Regions from separate parts of the Mus musculus genome. Here region 2 is linked to region 1. The links are chromatin loops, found by intact Hi-C in ENCODE. Cell type or tissue: left cerebral cortex. All regions are shown on one strand. Links, peaks and the distances in the headings refer to the core of each region. The heading gives the core; the rest is flanking DNA. Region 1 has its middle 10 kb from the start of Gm25214. Region 2 holds the start of Sall4 (spalt like transcription factor 4).

Evidence for each region. Hi-C counts contacts between places; a loop is a spot of excess contacts. Peaks named below come from ENCODE experiments on the same cell type or tissue, not always from the same donor. Only the 100,000 strongest peaks of a DNase experiment are listed, where the experiment ranks them.
Region 2: it touches region 1 in a loop (2.5-fold over the local background); 16 of 42 quality-filtered maps call a loop at or near these places.

Annotation. Positions count from the first base shown.
Region 1 is chr2:168,867,626-168,875,958 of GRCm38, forward strand. No RefSeq gene overlaps it. Among named protein-coding and RNA genes, the nearest start is that of Gm25214, 10 kb to the right of the region's middle. In left cerebral cortex, for the core only: CTCF peaks have their summits at 3,063 (motif pointing left), 5,218 (motif pointing left) and 6,073 (motif pointing right); DNase peaks (open chromatin) are centred at 3,122 and 7,042.
Region 2 is chr2:168,761,848-168,770,180 of GRCm38, forward strand. It overlaps Sall4 (spalt like transcription factor 4), which reads right to left and starts at 5,354. Exons shown (of 4, transcript NM_175303.4): 1 at 5,065-5,354. The coding sequence starts at 5,182. Gm14261 (predicted gene 14261) reads left to right here and starts at 4,296. Exons shown (of 2, transcript NR_166178.1): 1 at 4,296-4,397; 2 at 4,935-6,263. In left cerebral cortex, for the core only: CTCF peaks have their summits at 3,283 (motif pointing right) and 5,306; DNase peaks (open chromatin) are centred at 3,298 and 5,499; H3K4me3 peaks cover 913 bases.

The sequences.
Region 1 (8,333 bases), core at 7-8,006:
CCTGGGCTTTAGAAGTCTGCAGGACGGGGTGAGTGCTGTGCGGTGCTGGACTTGTCGCTCAGGTGGTCGAGTGTTTACACAGCATTCACAAAGCCCTGGGTTCGATCCTTGGCACTGCATAAACCAGACATGATGGTGCACACCAGTAATCCCCACAGCGAAACTGGAGGTCGCAGGACAAGCAACTCTCGTCACCCTAGGCTGTGATCACCCTGTGAACCCCGAGATTGTGTTATTTACTGGAAAAATCTGTTTTGAGTTGTGGTGTGGCTCAGCCTTAGCACACACCTTTAACTCAAGAGCTTTCCGATTGAAGGTTGTAAACAGGATTAAATAAAGTCAACCTCAGGTCAGGAGGTTGGACAGGCAACCGGTTGACAGAAAGTGAACATAGGACTACTAAGAAAAAAAAAAACATAGAGAGTACGAGGCCGACAGGAGGACGGATAGAGAGACACACAGGAAGTAGAAGGGAGGGACATTTGGATTGTAGGAGTTTTTTTGCTAAGGTATGAGGGAGGGGCATTGCTTCTGGGACATCCGACTGAGGAAGAAGGTCAGCTGAGTGCTTGCTCTGACTCTCTGAGCTAGCAGGCTTTCACCCTAGCTTCTGGTTCTTGAGGCTTCATTGGTAAAACCCAACAATTGAAATTTTGTTAAAAAAACAACACTCAGCTACTTAAAAATTTGTTGCCAGCCTTAACTATATGAAACCATATATATATATATATATATATATATATATATATATATATATGTATATGTATATATATATATATGTGTGTGTGTGTGTATATATATGTATGTATTATGTATGTATGTATATATGTGTGTGTGCATACAAGTGCATGTGTATATGTGTATGTGTGTATTGCATATATGCATATATGTATATATGTACACGTGTATATGTGTACACATTCTCATGTGTGTATATGTGTATATATGCATCTATATATGAGACTTGCATATATATTCTATACACAAACACATATTCTAAGACGCACAGCAGCTTTATGAACAGTAGTGCCCTCGGATCCCGAGTGACTCACATGTGCCTGTTAGCAGTGGGATGGGGACACAGAGATGGTTCACGAGGTGAAGCCCCTGCTGCCAAGACTGAGAACTTGACTTTGATCCGGTACCTGCTTGAAAAACATGGAATGAATGGGTTCCCACAAGCTGTCCTCTGACCTCCACTTCCATGTCATGGCTGGCTGGGGTCCATCTGGGCACACTCACTATATATACATTAAATACATATAAAAAGAAAACAGATTTTATTTTTTTAAGTGTTCATTTTATTTCACAAGTATTCATGTTCGCGTGCATGTGTGTCTGGGCACCGCATTGGAGCCTGGTGCCATTGGAAGTCAGAAGATGGCATCAGATCTCCTGGAGTTACAGATGGTTGTAAGCCTACACCTGGGTTCTGGGAGCCAAGCCTGGATCCTCTGCCAGAGAGGCCAGTGCTCTTAACTGCTGAGCTGTCTCTCCAGCTCCGGAAAACACGCAATGCATTGAGAAGCGAAGGCAAGATCACAATTGCAAGTGGCTTTCTCCATGCAGCCCTGGCTGTCCTGGAACTCACTCTGTAGACCAGGCTGGCCTTGAACTCAGAAATCTGCCTACCTCTGCCCCCCAAGTGCTGGGATTAAAGACTGTGCCATGGCCCAGCTCTTGACATGTTCATTCAAGCACGTCCTGTATGTGTGTCCAGTACACTCCATCCCCTGCAGAGCAAGCTCTTTTCTGACTGAGTCACTTTCCCAGCTCTGCTTCCAATTGGTGGGTTTTTACCTGCACATGAGAGTGTTGGAGTCCCTGGAACTGGAGTTACATAGTTTGTGAGCTGCCATTTAAGTGCTGAGCTTGAACCCCGGTCCTTTGGGAGAACAACTACTCTTAACTGCTGAGCCATTTCTCCAGCACTGTTGTCTCTTGTTTTTAAAGATGGGATCTGAGGGCTGAGGACGGTTCCAGCACAGTTTAGAACATGAACTGCTTTTCCAGAGCACTGGAGTTAGAGTCCCAGCATCTACAACATGGCGGCTCCTGACGGATCTAACTGCAGGGGATCTGGCGCTCTCATCTAGTGTCATAGGCATGTATAGGGTGGACAGACACATGTGCAGACAAAACACACTCGCGTATAAAATAAAATAAGTAATAAATCTTTATAAAGAAGCCTCTTTAAAAAATATGTTTGGCGGGCTGGAGAGATGGCTCAGCGGTTAAGAGCACTGACTGCTCTTCCGGAGGTCATGAGTTCAAATCCCAGCAACCACAACCATCTGTAATGAGAAACAAACAAACAAACAACCTATGGGCCAAAGCGAGCAGGGCCGAAGCAAGAGGGAGAAAGGGAAGAGAAAAAATAAAACAAAATAGCCACATCCCAACACCCACCCCATATTCACACCCACTCACACATCTCCACACTCACCCCCAACACCCACACACAAATCCCTCCCTCCCTCCCTCCCCCTCACACACACAACTCTCTCAGAAACATACTGAGAAACGTCTCATGCCGGTTACAGCTCAGATCCTTCTGAAACTACAACTCCATGAGGCTGGTGTCCCTGAAGTTAGCACTATCTGGTCCCCTGGTCACAAGCTGAGAGCCGGTAAAGGCCATCTTTCTCTACACCATCACATGTGTGGGTCTCTACTTCTAACCGACTCTGGGACCTGGGGATCCCCTCTGACCCCTAAGGGGCCTCTCTAATGCAGTCAGGAAAACATGAGAGCCCGAGTCAACTCTGAAATCAAAGGCTGGACAAACCCTGGGTGAATTAGAAGTGTTAGAAAGAAGCCACCTCTATTCCCTGCTTCCATAGTTGCTCGAGTTTACAGTGAAGCCAAGACGTTTGCAACTGAGGAATAGAGATGGAGAGGCGGGGCTGGGGCAGAAACCAGGAGGCAGGTGCTGATGCAGAGGATACTTACTGCTTATTGGCTTGCTCATTCAGGACCACCTGCCCAGGGATGGCTCCCCCACCAAGTGGGCTGTGCTCTCCCAAACAATCCTGTATCAAGTAAATGCACCAGGGGCTCCCCCTACAGGCCAATCTGGTAGGGGCATTTTTCTCAGTTGAGTTTCCCTTTTCCCAAATAGCTCCAGCTTGGGTCAGGTTGATAGAAAACTGGACACCACCGTTGATGAGCTCTAGGCTTAGTAGAAGACCACATCTCAAAACCACAAGGTGGATGGCCAGACATGGCGGTGTACACCTGTGATCCCAGCACTCGGGAGGCTGAGGGAGGCAGGTCTCTGTGAGCCTGAGGCCAGCCTGGTCTCCAGGATTAATTACATAGTGAGAGCCTGTAATAATATCACGGAGAAGCGGCTGAGGGAAGATGACACCTCGCATTGTCCTCTGGCCTATGCATGCACATACTGTCCCCTGACCCTCCTCTGTGCCGTTTGCACTCACAGCCTCCGATGCTGAACGGAAACCTTTCCTTTTTACCAGAAAAGGCTTTAAATAAATACTGCATTATATATGTAGGTGTGTGTGTACACATGTATATGTATATAATAGATACATATAAATGTGGGTGTGCACTCACGTGCATGTGCAAACACACACACCTTCAGATGCTGAACAAAGCTGGAACCCTTTTCTTTTTACCAGACAAGGTTTTAAGTAAATACTGCATTATATATATGCATACATATATACATACATACATACAAACGTGTGTGTGTGTGTGTGTGTGTGTCTATTCCTCTCATGCAGGCCTGGTGCTCACAGAGGCCAGAAGAGCACAGCAGATCCCCTAGAACTAGAGTCACAAGTGCTTCCGAGCCATCATGTGGGGACTGCGACTCAAAACCGGGGTCCCCCACAAAAGCAGCGAGTAGCCCAATGAGCCAGCTCTCCAGCTGTGAAATATTTTTATATCAAAATTTAGTGTGTGTGTCTGTGTGTGTGTGTGCGCGCGCGCACGTGCACCAGAGGACAACTTTCAGGAGTTAGGTCTCTTTTCCACCTTGTGGGTCCTGGGATTCGAACTTGGATCATCAAGTTTGGCATCAGGCTCTTTTATTTACAGAGTTATATCTCAGCCCCTTTTCTTATTATTTTTACATTTTGCCCACCGGCCTCCGCTAGAAGGAGGAAAGGATGAGGTTTTGATTTGCGTAAGAACGGTGCTTGCCTCGAGCGCCACAAAAGATCATGGGTGGAACCAGAGGAGGGAGAAAAATAATCAGCCATCCTTTTCTTGATGGCTATTTTAAATATTTAGCTGAAATTGTCTGCATCTGTGTGTCAGCTGTTTTCTCTGCAAACAGCCCTAACCCCCGTGCTCACACACAATACGGGGAGGCGGGCCCCAGCTGCGGGGGCCCCCTCTTGTGTTTTCAATTTAAAGCTTCACGTAGACCGGTCACACAAACACGGATAGAAATACGCAACTTGTGAATTGAGAAAGCAGTAGTTTTGACTCATAAAATCCTTTGATAGTTTAGCCATCTGGTCAGAGTGAAGCTGCGCATAAAAGAGGTCCAAGTAAGGTCAAAGGGCACCCTCTGAGGGTCAAGGGGCCCGGGCAGAGTTTGCTCCAGTGGACTGGGCTAAAAGGATGCCTGACAAATTATTGCGCATTCCATAGCTTTTTGCGTAAGTATTTGATTACAGTGGGCAGGAATGTTGTTGATATTTCTAACCTGAGCGGGGGAGGAGAGGGAGGCAGGGCTGTGTCACCGATGCTTTCTTCCCATCTTTGGCTTTCCCGGCCACTGCCAGGCTTTTTGGCCATGCCTCGGGCCCTATCCCAGGGCACTTGTCCCTGATCGAGAGAGCACCCTCTCCCTTGGGAGAGAAGGAAGCTCATAGCTTTGCCTGGAGTGTTCCAAAAATCCCCGCTGCTGTCTTTCTGGTCCATAGGTAGTAAAACAGGCAACATCGCGGTTGTTTCCGGCGTGAATGGCAACAGAGCCACGCATATTTATGGTTGTGTTTCTCAGAGGGGGTCTCAGGCAGATGGGGATTTAAGATGATTTAGCGTCTTTTTTTTTTTTTTTTTTTTGCTTGAGCCAGAACTCTGGAGGGAGCCACTCGATTTTTTATAGGGTCTTGGGGGCTGGCGAGATGGTAAGGGCGGGTAAGAGCACTCACTGACTGCTCTTCCGAAGTTTCTGAGTGTAAATCCCAGCAACCACATGGTGGCTCACAACCACCCGTAACGAGATCTGACGCCCTCTTCTGGTGTGTCTGAAGACAGCGACAAAGTACTTACGTATAATAATAAATAAATCTGGGCCTGAGCGAGCAGAGTTGACCTGAGTGAGCAGGGCCGACCAGGGCGAGCAGAGGTCCTAAAAATTCAACTCCCAACAACCACACGAAGGCTCACAACCATCTGTACAGCTACGGTGTAGTTATATACATAAAATAAAATAAATAAATCTTTATAGTGTTTTGGCTTCAGGAGTACAGTAGCCGAGTAACAGGTCTTTGGATGGCTCATTCATGGGATTTTTTTTTGTAAAGGGCTAAGGAGACATGGTCTTGCTGGAAATCTTGGAGAATTATTGGGGTGGGGGCGGAGCCACTGTTTTTTTATGGTGATGTCTGCTCACCCACAGCAGCTTTGAGACACTTCCCAGTAGACTTTTTTTTTTTTTTTTTTTTTTTTGGTTTTGTTTTGTTTGCAATCTTTCCAGCTTTCAGGCTGGGAGGAAGTAGATGTGGAGGCCAGCACGCCCCACTGGCCCAGGAGGAAGCACTTCTCGAACCTTCTCCAGCACCTGGGGATGCCCTGTGGTGGAGAATCAGGCTGTGAGGAGTCTCTTTGTCACCCTGGGAAATTCTCCTGGGACTCTCTAGTTTGCTCATCATAATATAAAAAAATGTAAAGGAAAAGTTAACTCTTTTTTTTTTTTTTTCCTTTTTGCAATTGCTGGAGTTCAAAGCCAAGGCCTTGTGTGTGTTAGGCAAGCACTCCGCCAGTGAACCACATCCAGGCTAAGTGCTACCATTTTATAATATTTATATTTTATGTATTTTACTTGCATGTATGTCTATATATTATATGCATGTAGAACCTGTGGAGACCAGAAGAGGGCACTGGATCTCCCAGAGCTGGGGTGGTGATATATATATATCCATACCACCAGCAATTCCAGTCTCAGAAAGCAGAAACCAGGTCCTCTGAGCAAGCTGGCTAGTGACAACAAGCTCTGGATTTGATTGACCAACCCTGCTTCAGTGAATTAGGAGAGAGGACCCAGGGTAAAACCTGATGTCATCTTGGGCCTTTTAAAGGCATGTTCCCCCACACATGGAAACTTGCATGCACACACAAGCACACTACATACACACACACATATGTGAAGAGGGGAGGAGGTGGGAAAGCACTTCCTAGATCTATCTGTTTCTTGGTCTGTTTTACATGAAGTCTGGTATGAAACAATGCAGACGCATTAAGATGTCTGGGGGGCGGTGGGACACAGCTTGAATCTCTGGCAGTGGACAGAGCAGTTATACCATTGTGGCACACACCTGTCACCTCAGCTTAGCCTTTAGGAAGCTGAAGCGGGCAAGCCATGATGTCAGGGCCGACACAGTGAGTTCGGTGCTAGCCTGGGCCACATAGCAAGGCTGTGGAAAAGGGCGTTGGGATTTTAGTTATGCTGCCAGTGAGGGCTGCACAGGTCACTGTGTTTCCGGTCATTTCTCTGAGCAGCATATTAAAATCTCGTCTTGGTGGCTCTTGGTGTTCTTATGGGTTGAAGATGGATTGGACAGGTGGGGCTGGCACAGGAGGTAAAGGAGCCTCTTGCCCAGGCTATGACCTGTATCGTATCCCGAGACCCGCATGGCAGAAGGAGAGCTGACTTCCACACACGCCCCGTGGCACATAAACCCCCATGCATAGACACATATGGGAAACAAAATAAAAGATGTATGGGAGGCTGGTGGCTTTGATCATTATTGAAAGTCATAAAAAGGAAGCGTGTGGGGCTGGGCAGATGGCTGAGTGAATGAGCTCGCGTAGGCATTGAGGCTGGAGTCAGGCTTTCCAGGACCCACATACAAAGTGGGCGAGTTGCAGCCATGACTGTGTTCAGGATGTAGAAACAGGTGCCCTGAGGTGGGCTGGCTGCCAGCTAGCTGAGCCAGATGGGAGAGCTCTGGTTTCAATGAATAAAGTAAAGAATGATTGATCTTCATCGACCAATCACTGATATTAACTTCTGCCTTCACATGCACTTGCACATGTGCAAACATACACCCAAGCACACACGCACATGGGCACACATGTACACACATCCCACATCCACACAAATCTACTATCTGTCTGTCTGTCTGTCTGATCTGTCATCTATCTATCTACTGTCTACTTGCCTATCTATCATCCCTCCCTTCTGGGACTTGGGGGTGTGGCTCAGAGGGAAACCCTGGTCTAACACAAGCACTGCCCAGGGCTGCATCTCCAGTACTAAGGGTAAAATAAAAACTGACCACCAGGGCTGGAGAGATTGTTCAGTGGTTAGAGCACTGTGGGCTCCTCTGCACCCTGCCCCGACCAGGACCTGAGTTCTATTCCCAGCACACAACTGTCTATAATCCCAGTTCTAAGTTATCAGTGACCCGATTCTGGCCTCTGTGGGCACCAGGCATACACATGGTCCACAGAAATACATGCAGATAAAATATTCACATGTGCGGGGTGGTGGTGACACAGGCCTTTAATCTCGGCATGGGAGGCAGAGACAGGTGTGTCCTTGAGTTTGAGCCCAGCCTGCTCTACAGAGCAGATTTCAGGATAGCCAGGGATACACAGAGAAACCTTGTCTTGCTGGCTCTTTGCCGTTAAGTTTAGGCAAGAGGAGAGAACCCGGTCTGTCCGGAGCTGAGCTGGATGGCCAGTGTCGACGGCCCAAAAGAAACTCACCGGGCCGGGAGTCTTGTTGAAGCAGGAACTTGTTTTATTAACTCAGCCTCTTGCTTAAATAGGGTTGAGGGAGGAGGTGAGGAATTTTTGGTGGGTTGAGATGATGTAGGAGGTGGGGAAGGGTGACTCCGTCGTATGGGGTGACTGACAGGGCCAAAGAAGTTATTCTATATCAGCAGTAGCTAGGCAAGGGCGGGCTTAAGCAGGTCCTGTTGAGTCACTCAGTACGGAAGTGAGCGAGGCAGGTTCCTGGACTCAAGCCCCGCTCAGGTCTTTCCACTAGGCTGTAGATTTTTGGCTGAGTTAGGCCCAACGTTGTCAAAAAAAACCAAAAAAAACAAACAAAAAAAAACCCTCAAAAAAACAAAACAAAAAAAAACCCCCACAAACACAGCCATAAATTAAAAATAGATGAATTTTTT
Region 2 (8,333 bases), core at 1-8,000, 110 kb before region 1:
TAAATAAATAAAAGTCAAAGAGTTCTCCAACCACACCGTGCCACCCTAACCTGTCATTTTATTAACAGAATATTAACATTACTATAATATTCCCCTGATATTTTAAAGGAGGTGGAGAGCAGACAAAGTTGGAGACTCTAAGGGATCCTGTCTGGCACACCCTCTGGTTTGCCCCCCACCCCCACATGGGGTATAGAGCCCAAGCCCTCACACCAGCTAAGGGTGTAGCTCTCCCACTGAGCAGTATCTCCAACTCCCAAACTTTAATCTCCGGGATTTAGCATGCCCACATGCAATGCAAACACTATGTAAATAGTTTTCAGGCTGCATTGTTTAGGGGAGAAACAGCCAGAAACAATAGCCAGCCCAGGGCCCTCTTAGTCATTTCCCAGAGCTTGCAAAGGGAAAGACAAGAGGGCTGAATTTTTTCGTTTCTGATCATTGTTCATACATCACTGTACCTGCTTTCCCTGGTACCCTGCGTCCGCTCAGCACTCAGCTGAGAAGGGAGCTATGGCACAAAAAAGGTTAAGCATCTCTGCTCCCGAAGGATACACCAGCTCAGAGTGATTTACTACCGGGATGCCAACCGCCTTCACTGTATACACAAGCCCCGAAGCCTCTCCCCCTGCAGCCTGACCGCTGCACCAGGCATCCCACTTAAAACTGTAGCCGATGTTTGCTTAGGCAGTAAAAAACTACCTCGTCCATACCACCGTCGGCAAATAATGGGACGGAGTATTTGCCAAGGAGAAAGAGGACCCTGTTAGGAACAATTGCTGGCTATGCTTAAATTAACCTGAAGGGAAGGAAGGCAAAGTCCACAGGGATAACTCCAGCAAGCGTGGCTTCCATCCCCCACCCCGAATTTTAGGAATGTTATCTCTTCAGCATCTAGTTATCCAGTAAGTAGGAAGAATGCAGTAAAGCCAGCAGGGGTCTTTCGATTCAATCTCACCCAGATGAATAGAAAATGCGCTTACTATTGTATAGGAAGAAAGCTAATCAGCCAGGAGGCAGAAGACACTCAAAACAGCTAAAAACAGAAACAAAAAAAAAAAATTGAAATCTGTGTATCTTGATAAAAGCCTGGTGCCTTGGGCTTATCTGTTACTGGTCCTGTATTAAAGAAAGACAATGAACAGTTTACCTAAAGCACACAGTATCCTAGACCCTGCCCTACCTCCAGGATAAATCCTTACCAAAAAACAAAAGGGATTATATATTACAGATCCAGCTGTAGGAGCTTTATTTTTAAAACCAGTTTCAAACAGCAAGCCTTAAAATCTACATAGAGAGGTCAAATTTGACTTGAAATTAAGTTTCTACTTAATCAAGAATTGCAGAAATCAAAAAACAATCACGGATTAAACTTCAGGGGCCTGTGGAAAAGGTTTTGAAAGGGTAAGACGCTGGCCACAGCTAATGAATGAATGACCCCAGATAGATCAGCCCTCCCGTCCTCTGAATGCTCACTCACAGGGTGGCAGCACACGCAATCAATAATTCAAGTTTTTAAGGGTAGGAGGGTCAGAAGACGCTTTATATAAAATATGCCTTACATAAGAGTAAGGGATACTTGCCTCAACTGAACGAGCTTGCCAACCCCAAGAGAGATCAGAGGTCTCTCCCTGGGATGAAACAAGGCTGTCTAGAGCCTGCACCAACCAAGGCTTTAACCTGTGTGTGTTAGCTGTGTTTGTTAAAAAAGTAGAGATTAGAGTGATTACGGTAACCTCCCAAATTCATCTCCTATTTGGTTTGGCTTTTTTTTTTTTTTCTTTTTCAAAATCACGTAACCCCAAGAAAGAAACCCAAATGACGTTAGCTCTTGAGTTGCTTGCTGGGAAGTCTCATCACCCACAGTTTCTAAAAGGCAATTTGAAAAATCAAATGGGCACTGGATTTAGCGGCACATTCCTCCAATCTCAGCTTCAGAGGCAAAGACAAGAGCGTGACAAGGCTGGGACAGGTTAGAAAGCTGTCATGGTTACTACACAGACAGACTGGGGGGGGGGGTGTCACCAAACCAAAGCAGCTTCAAGCACCATGGCTAGGCTGTCCCTTACTAATGAGTACATCCCCCTTGCTCTAGAACCAACAACAAACACCCCATGGATTCAAGAAGGCTAAAGTCAAGTGGGAGGGGAACCACTGGGCGACCCTTGCCACCCGGGAGCCTTTATTCAAGGGAGCGAAATACCAAAACTACTTCAGGTTGTGAGAATTAACGGTGAGGTCCTTCGAGGTCCCAGGCTGGAGCCTGCCACATAGCAGGTTCCAGTGAAAACTGTCATTCCGTGGATGAAATTACCTCAACATGCAAGGAGTCTATAGAAAACTTTTTCACTGCCACTGTACACAAGGACCCAAAAAGCTGGGTGAATAAGTGGGGGTACACTAGTCCACCTAGGCAAGGTTACACCCAGAATGCAACGCCGAGCTTCCTCGTACTGAATCCTGCCAAAATTCTTTTCCCCAAATTCTCATTTGACATTTTACATCCAAAAGGAGGAGATTCAAAAATAACCATGCCTCAGCTCCCCCAAAACGGCTCCCGGTCCCCTACTTAAACTGAAATCCCCTTAATCCCCATCACCAATGACAAAGTATCGTTTACTGGCAGTGGAGAACCTCCGAGGGTTAGGGAGCACATTTTACATGCAATTAAATGAATAAAAAAGAAGCCCCCTCCCCCTTTTGGGGGAAGACTGAATTAGCTTGAAACCTTAACTAAGCCAGGCACAGGCAGGTCGATGAAGGATGGCGAGGAGCGCTAAATTACTAAAAACCTGGGAATCGTAATAGCTGAAGGTTGTAATCCAGTTTAGCACAAAGGGCATTTGGAACCCTTTTGAGAAAATGCTAATTTTCCTTTAAGTACTGTAAGCCCCTTCTCCTTGACCACCTGCGGATTTTTTGATCTGCTAATTATTGCCCGGATTTCATTTGCCTTGCTCAAAAAAAAAAAAAAAAAAACCTGCATTCTCCTACAGACCGACCAAGAGGGATCCAAAAGCTTCCAAAAGATTTATCTAAACTAAGGGTGATCCCAAAATGCAGGCATTAAAGAAATTTTAAAACAAAAACAAAAAACCTCTTCCCAAAACCACAATCGAGGTCCCCCTACAAACACATTTTAAGAACTCTTGGAGAAGATTCCCAAACACTGATGTTGATGCAGAAGATGGGGACCCCACAGAGATCACGCGTGTGCGGGTCTCCGGCCTAGCTAACCTCACTCACCAGGTGTGTGTCGCAGTCCGCACATGGCCGGTCTCCAGAGGGCGCCCGCACGCCAGAGGCCGGGCTCCGACCGCGAGTGATCCGCAGAAAACTCGCTTCCCAAGGCTGGGTGGCAGCGCGCGCCCAGCGGCCTCAGGGTGCAGCCAGGTTAACTACGACTCCAGCCAGCGGAGATTTCGGAAGCCCTTCTATAGCAAGCCACCTCTCCATGCCGCCCACCCCCAGAGTCCCCACCACCAGCTAAATAGGAGAAAAAAACAAAACAAAAAACACTAGTATGCGCTCACCCCAAATGGAGGGGGAAGGGAGGTCATCGCAGGACCAGGGGAGGGGTCAGGGCCGAGAGCTCGCCCCTCCTCTCCAGAGGAAGCAGGCGGGCTGAGGGTTAACCCTTTTGTTCCAGGTGGACCAAGCGACCCAGCCTCTCCATGATCTGCACCCCCACCCCTAGCTCCCCGGGCCAAGGCACAAAGAGTCCATCCCAGCTGCCCGGCCCTATGATGTGGGATGCTCCAACGCCCCAAAACTCACATCCGCCCCCTCGAACAAGCAATGACCTTCCAGTTGCCCTGGGGGGCAGGGGGGGGGGATACAATGAGGTAGAAGGTCACTGAACTTTGATAAACTCGTTAAGTTTGGGAAAAGTAGGATCCCACTCCGGGGAAAACAGGAGCGCCCAAGCAGAGCGCGCAGAGTCCGCACACCGCCCACCATCCGCGGAGAGCTGGAATCGAGCGGGAGGCCCAGGGGGACTCCCTCCTCCCAACGTTCCCGGTTTCTTCGGCGACAGCACGGCGGGCAGGGACGAGGGGCTCGCCCGCAGCTCCCGGCCGCGCTGAGGTCCTGAACTCCGTGGAGGCTCAGGCCGGGTCAGCCGCAACCCGACCTCTCCCCTTTCACCTCCCGGGCGTGTGCTGAGCAGTGCCGCCCGGGGGATCCGTGCAAAAAAATAAATAAAGGAGCGGGGGTGCGCCCCAGAGGGGGTGACCATGCACCCGCTGCCCGGGCCCCGGCCCGCACCCTCCCGCTGGCCGCGGTTATTTTTAGATAGTCGGAAATCAAAGATGGCTGGAGGTCAGGCCCCGAAAGGTTAGGGCGAGGACCGGCAGCAGGCGCCGTAGCCCCCGGGAAAGGCGGAAAGAAAAAAAAAGGTAAACAAAATATCTAAAATTACAAAAAAATAAAAGTTCCCTTCCTCCGAAAGGGAACTAAGCCCAACAGCCTCCCCCGCCCTCTGCGCTGTGCGGGTGGCCCGTACCCCGGCCTGGGGGTGGGGAGAGGTCGCGCCCCCTCCCCCCACTCGGCCTGGGAGGGGCGCGTGCAACAGATCGCCCTCCTCGGGGGGTCCCCCAGAGGTGCGCCCCTCCCCCAGGGGCCCCCAAGAGGGTAGTAGAGAGGGTGGGGAGACTTGGGGGTCTCTTTCTTTTAAAAGCGGCGCCACTAGAGAGGGGGTGAAGGAAGCCCAAGTTACCGGCGTAGGTGGGTGCTTATGTATCCAAAGGAGGGAAACCAATTATGGGACTGTGGACGAGGAGAGAGAAGTTGGAGGGAGAGGCAGAATGTGGAATCAACTTTACAATAAGAGGGAGAAAACTAGGGGGATTTGCAAAGGGGTGGGCGGGTTGAGGCTCCCTCCGAGGTGGGGGATTGAGGCTCCCTCCCTCCGCATCTCTCCTTTCCTGGAACAGAGTCCGGAATCCCCATTCCAGAATCGGCTCCCGGAACCCGCGCCCTCGAGGGACGCGCGGCAGTGCTAGGAGCGCCCTCCCGGGACGCACGGACAGTCGGGCGCACGGACGTGGCCGCAGCCGCACTCACCGGGTTCCTCCGCCGCCAGCGCCTCGGCGAGGTCGGGGCTCGGTAGCTGCTGAGGCTGCTCGCCCTGGCCCTCCTCCCAGTTGATGTGCTGGGGCTTCGCCTGCTTGCGCCTCGACATGGTGCGCGCATTGGGGCGCCGGGAAGAGCCCTGGTGACTTGCCCCCTCTCCGCCACCAATTCCTGGAGTTGGGAAATTTTAGCCCCCTTCGGCCGAAACGCGCATGTCCCAGTAATTATTATTATCAATAATGCATTGCGATTTATCATGAGCTCTGACAGCTGATTGGCCTGGGTCCAAGACCTCAGAGATCATTTAAATAAGCCCTCATTGATCAGGGAGGGGAGAGGCATGCTGGGCCTTGTAGTCCGGCCCTACATGTGACAAAGGCGTGTTCATCTAGGAAGCATAGCTAATTAGCATCCGGGCTCAGATTGGCCGAGGCGTGGATCGACTTGGAGGTGGGGGGAATCATCCTTGCGGCCACTATCCGAATTCTGAGACGGAAAAAGGAAAATTGGTTTATTGAAAATCAGGGCTGGACATGAAAGTTCTAGAACCGATGTATCTCGGTTACGCGCTCCACAAAATTATTGTAGTAATTGGCGTAGTTGATAACTACCAGCTGAGAAAGGTCTTTCCGCTCACAGAAAAATAAGTCGGTTCAACTTTTCCCTCTAAAATCAAACCTGAACAAGAGACTCGAGTCCCTTTTCAATTTTCTTTTTACGGAAATGTTAAAACTGCGTTTTGAAGTGGCCGGTGGTACCTTCTGTCCATCCCACCTCCCCATCTTACCTAATTTCAAGCTCTTCCGAACCCACCAGGGTTTGCATCCTTAAAATGCTGAGTAATACTCGCGGGATTCATATTCACGAGCCAGGATTTGTTGTAAACTTCCTGGATTTTCGGAAGCACTTCTAAACCACTGTCTGCTAACTGTAGAAAGGGCAGATGAAAAGCAAACTTGCTAGAAAACAATTCCAGAATAGCAAGTGGTTGCAGATTCTATCCCTAAAGCTGTTCAGGGCTCCCAAAAGGTACGAGGGTGTTTGTACTTAACTGCTTTCTAGAACACTGCAATACAGAACTGACTTACAGAAAAGCCACTTCCTCCTGAAGTTGTGTGGTCCTGATTCGGGAATGCCTAGAATTTCCTAAAAGGGTGTGTATGGATATAAAAATTTATTTCTCAAATCTACCTAAGTTTAATTGGCTAACTTCCTTGCAACAGTGTCTGAGCTCAGTGTTGAAGAAGTTCAACTAACTGGCCAGCCCCCTCTGTGGCCTTCCCATGGGACCTGTGGACAGCTAGATCCTTATTTGACTTTGCCTTCATTATGAGAGACTGGGCAGACATCAGCCTCTCCTCCATCTTTCTGCTTTGCATTTTCTTGATTAGCTATTTGTCGTTTCCTGCTTCTGAGAGGCTGGTGAGGAAGGAAGCGGGAAACAGGAGCCTGACCTCATGAGCATGCTCACCTGTGCCTGTGGACAACCCAGAGCTGAATAAGTCAGCTGGACCACAGGTTTGATATGCGTAGCTAGCACTGAGCCCTTACAGAAATGCCTGCTTTCCAGTTCTGGTCTTTCTTCTGCAACGTAGCTTGAATTACTTCGAGCGCAACATCTAAAAGAAATAGGACAGCCCCTCCTGCCAGCCAGGGTGGCGGCGTGGTGGCCTTGGCGGGGAAGAATCTGTTTTCATGCTGCATAAAAGCACTTGAAGATTCTGATACCGAGTCAGAAGGCAAATTAACACCTGCCTTCTCGCTGACTAATCTACCAATATTCTCCACACCTTTCTGGGAAAGGAGCAGAGCAGGCGCTATAACTCACAAATCTGAAGGAATGTACAGTTTACAACTCAAGAAAGATGAGCCCTTTAAGGGAAGCATTGTGTAATATGGTTCTGTTCCTTTATCTAAGTTAGTGATAGTTAGGGCATAGCAGCTCTATCTGCCCTGGAATGAGGTGGGGACCCTTCGGCCACGTCAGTCAGGATAGTAATAAGGAGATGATGAAGATAGCTTTCATAAGGCCAAGGTAGGAAGATCTCAAGTTGGAAGGGAGGCCCTGTCTTTTAGAGAGAGAGAGATTAGGAGGAGGAGAAAACAGAACAATAGTTTTTTTATTTCATTTTAGTTTTAGTTTTTGGGGGATTTTTGTTTTGTTTGAGACACAGTGTCTCACATTGCACAGATGGCCTTCAGATCCTGATCCTTGTAGGCTTCACACACACACACACACACACACACACACACACACACTTGGATCGTAGACATAAGACACTATGACTCTCCCACATGCTCCATGTTTATTGGCTGCCTTCATTTCGTGAACCCCAGCCGGGAATCGGCAGACAGAAGTGGAAGAAGCCTTTGGAGAGAGCCAGAAGCCGACAGAGGACGGAAGAGTCGAAGGCAAGTTGTTATTGAATAGCTTACAATGCCTTGAGCAGCCAAAAGACCTGGGTGGGGCCAGGTATAGGAAAGAGATAGGACTTTAAGGGAAGGTCTTCTGTCAGGGAACTCCATTGTAACTTGCAAAGCCCCTTTGTTTTCCGGAGTGGCTCCAGGCAGAACTGCTCAGCAAAGGTGGCGGACTGGTAAGTCAGCCTTAAAGCTGTCTGCGAATGCTGAACCTCTATTGTTCAGAGAGAGAGAGAGAGAGAGAGAGAGAGAGAGAGAGAGAGAGAGAGATTTGGAGCACATAAGCCCTTTTCATTCCTGTAACCCTTGAGGCTCATATCTCCCTTGGGCACATTTATTTAATTATTTGTTTATTCATTGACTGGGGTCCTCTGCAGCCCAGGCTGACATTCAATGCACTACGTAGCCTAGGATGATGGGAAACTCCCATCTTCCTCATCTCCAATGCTAGGATCACAGGTGTCTGGCTCCTTCTGGAGCTAAGGATGACCTTGAATATCCACCAAAGGTGACAGAATTGTGCGATGTATGGTTCTCAGTCTCTCCACCAACCACTGCCTTCTGCCTCTTCCCTTCCACTCTCCCCTGCTCCTAGCCCACACCTGAGCCCCAGTTTCGTCATGCCCCCCAACCCAGCCTTTCTTCTACATTATGACACTTATGCGTATGCCCAGCGTCTCCTCTCTGCCTCCTTTGGTGCGCACCATCTAAGAACGATTCTTTCTTTTATGGCATAGACTATATAGTTCAAGATTTAGGATAGATTTCTTTTTGTGGGGGTAGGATAGAGGCTAGTGGATGAGACAGGGTCTCAAGTAGCCCAGGCTGGCCTCAAACTT